Linked DNA regions of Homo sapiens: region 2 is linked to region 1. Evidence: chromatin loops called from intact Hi-C (ENCODE). Cell type or tissue: PC-3. All regions are shown on one strand. Links, peaks and the distances in the headings refer to the core of each region. The heading gives the core; the rest is flanking DNA. Region 1 has its middle 160 kb from the start of LINC02053. Region 2 has its middle 110 kb from the start of LINC02053.

Region 1 (2,931 bases), core at 322-2,821:
CTCCTTTGAAATCATCTAACTCAGGAGTTTTCAGACTTTAAATTTTCTTAGCTTCAGAATATTTTCTTTTAAAAAATATTACCAAAAAATTTCAATATATAAGTGCAATGTTTGTGTCTCTGCTAAATTCATAGGCTGCAATCCTCACAACCACAGTGATAATATTAGAAGGTGGAGACTTTGGGAAGTAATTAGTTCATGAAGGTAGAGCCCTAGTGAATGAGATTGATGCCTTTATAGAAGGGCCCCCAGAAAGCTCTCAGTCTCTTTCTGCCATGTGAAGATACGATAAGAAGTCAGCAGTCTGCAGTCTGGAAGGGGGCCCTCCCCAGAACCAACCATATTGGCACACCGATCTTGGACTTCCAGACTCCAGAACTGTGAGAAATAAACTTTGGTTGTTAATAAGCCACCAGGACCATGGTACTTTATCATAGCAGCTCAAACTAAGACAGTAGGAAGGTAAAAGTAGAACAGTTGTAATCTCCCCATAGCCCACTCCTTCATGCCTTGAAAGCTCCTGAGCTATCTCATTGAAAAATGCTAAGGCTTCATTAAGCAGTGTTTCAAAACCACACACTTGTCCAACTTTCACTTAATGAATGTTGAAATATAAGGAGTAATGTAAAGTGCCTAAGGGACTTGAAGACAGATTATTTGATCATAGTCTGATATTTTCTTCTATACCATATGCATGCACAGAAAACATATACATTATATACTTGTGAGTCATTAATGATAAGAAGAATAATAACTACATAGCCACATAATATTTTACAAAACACAGTGTCACTAATGATATCACTTGGCATCCATAACACCTTCATTTCCAAAGTGGGAACTGAGGCTCAAAGAGAAGTAATTCACCCAAGGCCACAGAGCTGATATGTTGTTAGGTTGGGACTCAAGCGCAACTCTATTCTTAGGTGAATGTATAAATATAGACACCTACTATGTACCCACAAAATTTAAAAATAAAAAATAAAACAATAAAATAAAAAATCTCTCCAGGTGGTACTAGTGTGCAGCTAACATTGTGAAACACTGGCCTACAGAATAGAATCCTAGCTCCTTCATATAGCACACAAATCCTCTGTGATAGCTTCAGGTCCAGCTCTCCAATCTTACCCTCTGCTGCTTGGCAACCCGACACTTTGCACTCCAGGATCGTAATAGTAGGAGGTTATTGAACCTAATACATTTTCCACTCCTTTTCACATTGTATTCCTTCTCTCTTTTCATATATCTAATGAACTCCTAGTCATCCTTCAAGACCCTGCTCAAGTAGTGACTCTTAGGTGAAGATTTCCCTGACCTCTTTAAACAGAGTTTATGGCTCATTCCTCTGGTTCCACTTTACCATGTACACTATTCTATTATTGTGTTTACAATAGTGACTCACTTAATTATCTCCCTTAGTGAACTTGGCAGAGCAATGTCTTGCTCATATTTTTTGCATGATGGGGGTGGAGTTTTTCTGTCTACCACCACCTGTCATTATCTGCCTTTTTGACTCAGTACCAATTTTCCTGATTTTGTGGGATCATTATTTCTTTCATATATGAAGGAATCAGGAACCTTGCTTAAGAGCATCCTCCCCTGCGTATTATCTGTAACAGAATTGCAGGGACTGGCCACAAAAGCAAGTTAAGTCAGCAGTCTACAGATTGACACAGCCTGAGTTTCTGGTAGTTGATCAATTAAACCACATGTATTTATTATGTGTCTGTTTTATGCTTGGCATCTCAGTATTAAAACACCAGGTAATCTCTACCTAAAGTTACTCACTCTCTAGTTTTCCACCTTGACTCATATAAAGGACCTGAAGCATATCCAGCATATTTGCAACTTAACTGAGAAGTAGAGAGCTGATAATCTGTACCCTAAAAATCTTAAAATATGAAGAATAAGCAATAAGCCATTGTATGGTTTGTTTATAGGGGTCTTTTTAAACTCCTGGTGGATGTTTACAATTCCTCCATTACAGTTTCAGCTGGTTAGTATAAGATTTTGAACCCTGTTAAAACGCAATAACCTTGGAAAGGAAAACATTAAGTTGTTGCTAGCTAATTTTACCTCCCTGTTAAAGAAATGCCTAGGAGTAGATTTTTAGGAAGACAAAGGATAAGAGCAAGAAGGAGTGTAGAAAAGAGGCATTAGCAAGTAGGTAAAAAATTAAAGAATGAAATACTAGGAAAATGAATGATTCCACAAGGCTTAGGTCAAATATTGTGGTACATTGTGTGGATGAGCAAAATTAAGGTAAATTTTTATGTAAGAATAGAAAATATTAAAATCTGGCTATTTCTAATAATTTTCAAAAATTTATGTACTAACATAAAAATTAATTATGTACTGGAATGAGCAAATCAAAAGGTTATTGATGATAAAGCCACTATGTCAGAGATAACCAAAATATCCAATAATAGGGATAGTTTAATAAAATAAATTATTTTATTATTTGTAAGCACTGAACTTTTATACAACTATTATAAATAATGATCTAGAACAGTATATAATTTCTTAAGATGTTATAGATTAGGAAAGATATGCATGATATATGAAGCAAAAAAATCAGATTATAAATAATATATATGATCCTAGATTTTTGGGAAAAATATATGTACATACACATGTATACATAGAAAGAAAGATCTAACCACACTGTTAGCAGTGCTTAGTTTTGTAGGAGTCTGGGGTGGAAAAACTACAAATATTATAAGGAAGTAAAGAACTTTATGCTTATCTATGTCCTTTAATTTTGTTTTAAACTACAATTTAAAAACTATTATAAACTTCAAAGGAAGTCTAGGAAAGTTATAAAATTATAGTGCATTCTGTCATATTACATGGATTATTAATTATAGAGAATGTGAGGGAAATACTGAGTGTTTGACTAAGAGCCCCAGTGAGGGTTCTGCTAAGAGAAGT
Region 2 (2,931 bases), core at 283-2,782, 57 kb before region 1:
GGACACTGCTTACTTCCTCTCTTGCTTGCTACTTACCTCCCACCCCAATGACATGTGGCAATAGCAGGTCCTTTTCATTATCTACTGACTCCAATCTTTTCTTTTTCCCTTGTTAACAAAATTCTGACCTTGTTCAGAATGGCAATGTTCTCACATTCACAGGGATGAGCAGTTGATTGGTCAATGCCAGTTATGGCAGACTTGTTTCCAGCTGTCTTAGCTCTTCAATACCCAAATGTGGTCATGTGACCCAAATGTCAATTGACTCTGAAGTGGTTCTGGGAAGGCTTCTGATGCTGATGGAAAGAGATACACTCTGTTATGAGCCCTCCCATTTCTTACTTCTTCCTAGCTTCGACATGAATTTGGAATATAAACAGCAGCTGCCATAGTGCTATATGAGCTATGGACATGAGGATGAAAGCCAAAATGCTAAAAACTGCAGAACACAAAGGTGGAAAATCTGGGTCTGTGATGTTGTTGAGTAGTTAACTAGTGTAGAAGCTAGCTGGCTCCATATTTCTTGGCATGTAACGAAAATACACTATTTTTCATTTAAGGTGCTGTTATCAAGTCTCATTTGTAGCCACACACCCAGTAATAATGTCCACATATGCTATTTAGGACTTCTCTGCCTAGAAAACCGAGAGGATGCCTCACTACCTCATGTTGGATGTCGTCCTCTCTGCAGGTCACTGATACCAGCTGGGCTTAGGCTTCTGTGTCCCCTGGGCACCATTTTCTCCTCTGAGCCTACCTGTTACCACCACTAGACATCAATTATTTATATGACAGCCTGGATGGTACTCTTTATTTTTCATGTTGGTTAAAGCAGAGAGCACACACAGCAATAAAGACCGGTCCCCAGAGTGAATATTCTCAAGGTGCAAGATGAATTTGGACTGGAATCAGAGAACAAAAGTGAGTCAGGTTTGCACAGCAGTGATTCCCATAAAAACGGAGATCCAGTTGACAGAAATAGTTCAGGACTAAACTGAGACGTACTAATACATTGTTCCCCTTCAAACCAAAAATATTTAACTATCTATTCAACAGTAGAGACAACGGGAGAAACTGATTTCCTGTTAATAACATCATACACTAAAAGAGGTAACATGCTAAATGCACTTCTACCAACTTAGGCAGATTCAGTCTTCTGAAGATGAAAAATAAGAAAAATATTTCTGTCTTCTGTTTTTGTCATCGTTGTTGTTGTTGGTTTTGGTTTTTGTCAATTTTCTGAACCAGAAAACTTTCTGTGAACTCCACTAAAAGGTTGAACAGTTGGATAATAAACTATGTATTCACTTCAAATAGGCTTGTGCCATGCATTCTTTCATTTCAGAAATTTCAGCTGTAATTGCTGATTTCAGGCAGAGTATTCAACAGGATAGGCACCGTCAAGCAGGGTTGTTTGTATTTCCTCTTGGCAGAGCAATACCAGTTTGCATTTTGTTCATCGAGTGCAGGTGGAAACCTGAGTTAACCGGCACCTGTTCCTGATTTACTCTGTTGATGCCTTAGCATTCCTTAACAACTGATATCCTTGGCAGTTGTCTGGTTGGCGTGCCCCTTAACATAGTTCTAAATGAGTCACTGTTGTAGGAGAAATGCAGAGGAAGAAGAAAGAGGGCATCTACAATGCCGAGAGGGAAATCCCGTGGACAGCTGGGTGCTGAGCTCTCTTCGTGTGGGTGTTTCTGCCTGCAGGCCTGAAAGGAATAAGCACAACTCCCAACAGAGTTTATCATATCACCACAGGGTATATCCTGATTTGAGCTTGTTACAAAAATCCAGAATCTTCAACTAAGTCGACAGCAACAAAATAATGTATTTCCCTAATTTCTTTATTCTTCTTCATTTTAATAATTAAGACAGTTAAATATATTTATTGGGAATTTAATGTATATTAAGCACTGTTCTAAAAACCATAGGTGATATAGCAAATGTATCTCAGAATTTCCAGCTGAATAACAACAGGATTGAAATTAAAAGTGAATGTGATAATAATCGAATGAAAACAAAATGCTGTTGATGGCAAAACAAAAATGAAAATGAGCACACCCAAGTTAAATATTTGCACTATTTGTCAAATTCAACAGCACTGGTTCCACTTGGTGTGCTGAGTATGTTGTTTTAAACTGAGAAATATAACCCTCTACTAGCCTCTAGCTAACAGTAGATGAATAAAAAGGATTTAGGCCCATTCAATATTCTAGAAGTGAGAAATAATGTATAATGTTTTAAGAAATGAATTTCCAACAACTTTCTACAACTGAGCTGACATTCAGCACACAAGTCCACATTTATTAGACTCCAGGAAACTATCATAACTGGAGGAAAAGCAAAATAATCAAAGATACACATTTTTAAACTTGTGCAAAAATCTGAGAAGTATCAGTTTATTACTGAAATTTGTGGCCATAATTTTAAAAATATGTTTTCACCAAACTAGTTCTGACTGTATTAGGTCAGTCAGAGAGAAAGGATGGTTCTATTGTAAGAAAGGTTGTTAGGAAGAAGAATTTCTTCAAGACTATAAGCAAGTGCTGCTGTCAAGTGGAAATGAGGGTGTTTGCTCCATGGAAATGATTGGGTCTTTGAAGTGGCATCACAGAAGTCTCTTTGCATTACTGTGTGTCACAGTTTCACAAGAGAGGCCTTAAGTTTTCCTAACCAAAAGAAAATAATAATGATAATGGCAAAAATATCCTTTGGAAAGAATCTAGAAATGAATTTCTTCTGGTGGGCAAAAGAATAATAAAGCTAAACACCATAGTTCATATACACAGATTATCAGTTAACATATGGCTGAGTAATAAATAATCTTCACTTTATAGAATAGCTGAGTTTAAGTAAGATCAGATTAAAAACATTATTCAGAGAGTCTTATTTTTGATATTTCCTTAACATTAAAGTGTATTTTTTTGT

Evidence for each region. A loop is a pair of places that touch in the nucleus more often than their neighbours do. Peaks named below come from ENCODE experiments on the same cell type or tissue, not always from the same donor. Only the 100,000 strongest peaks of a DNase experiment are listed, where the experiment ranks them.
Region 2: it touches region 1 in a loop (4-fold over the local background); 2 of 110 quality-filtered maps call a loop at or near these places.

Annotation. Positions count from the first base shown.
Region 1 is chr3:180,248,787-180,251,717 of GRCh38, reverse strand. No RefSeq gene overlaps it. Among named protein-coding and RNA genes, the nearest start is that of LINC02053, 160 kb to the left of the region's middle. In PC-3, for the core only: no CTCF peak of the experiment used is centred there; a DNase peak (open chromatin) is centred at 1,377; H3K27ac peaks cover 1,648 bases.
Region 2 is chr3:180,305,526-180,308,456 of GRCh38, reverse strand. No RefSeq gene overlaps it. Among named protein-coding and RNA genes, the nearest start is that of LINC02053, 110 kb to the left of the region's middle. In PC-3, for the core only: no CTCF peak of the experiment used is centred there; a DNase peak (open chromatin) is centred at 1,576; H3K4me3 peaks cover 1,116 bases; H3K27ac peaks cover 1,651 bases.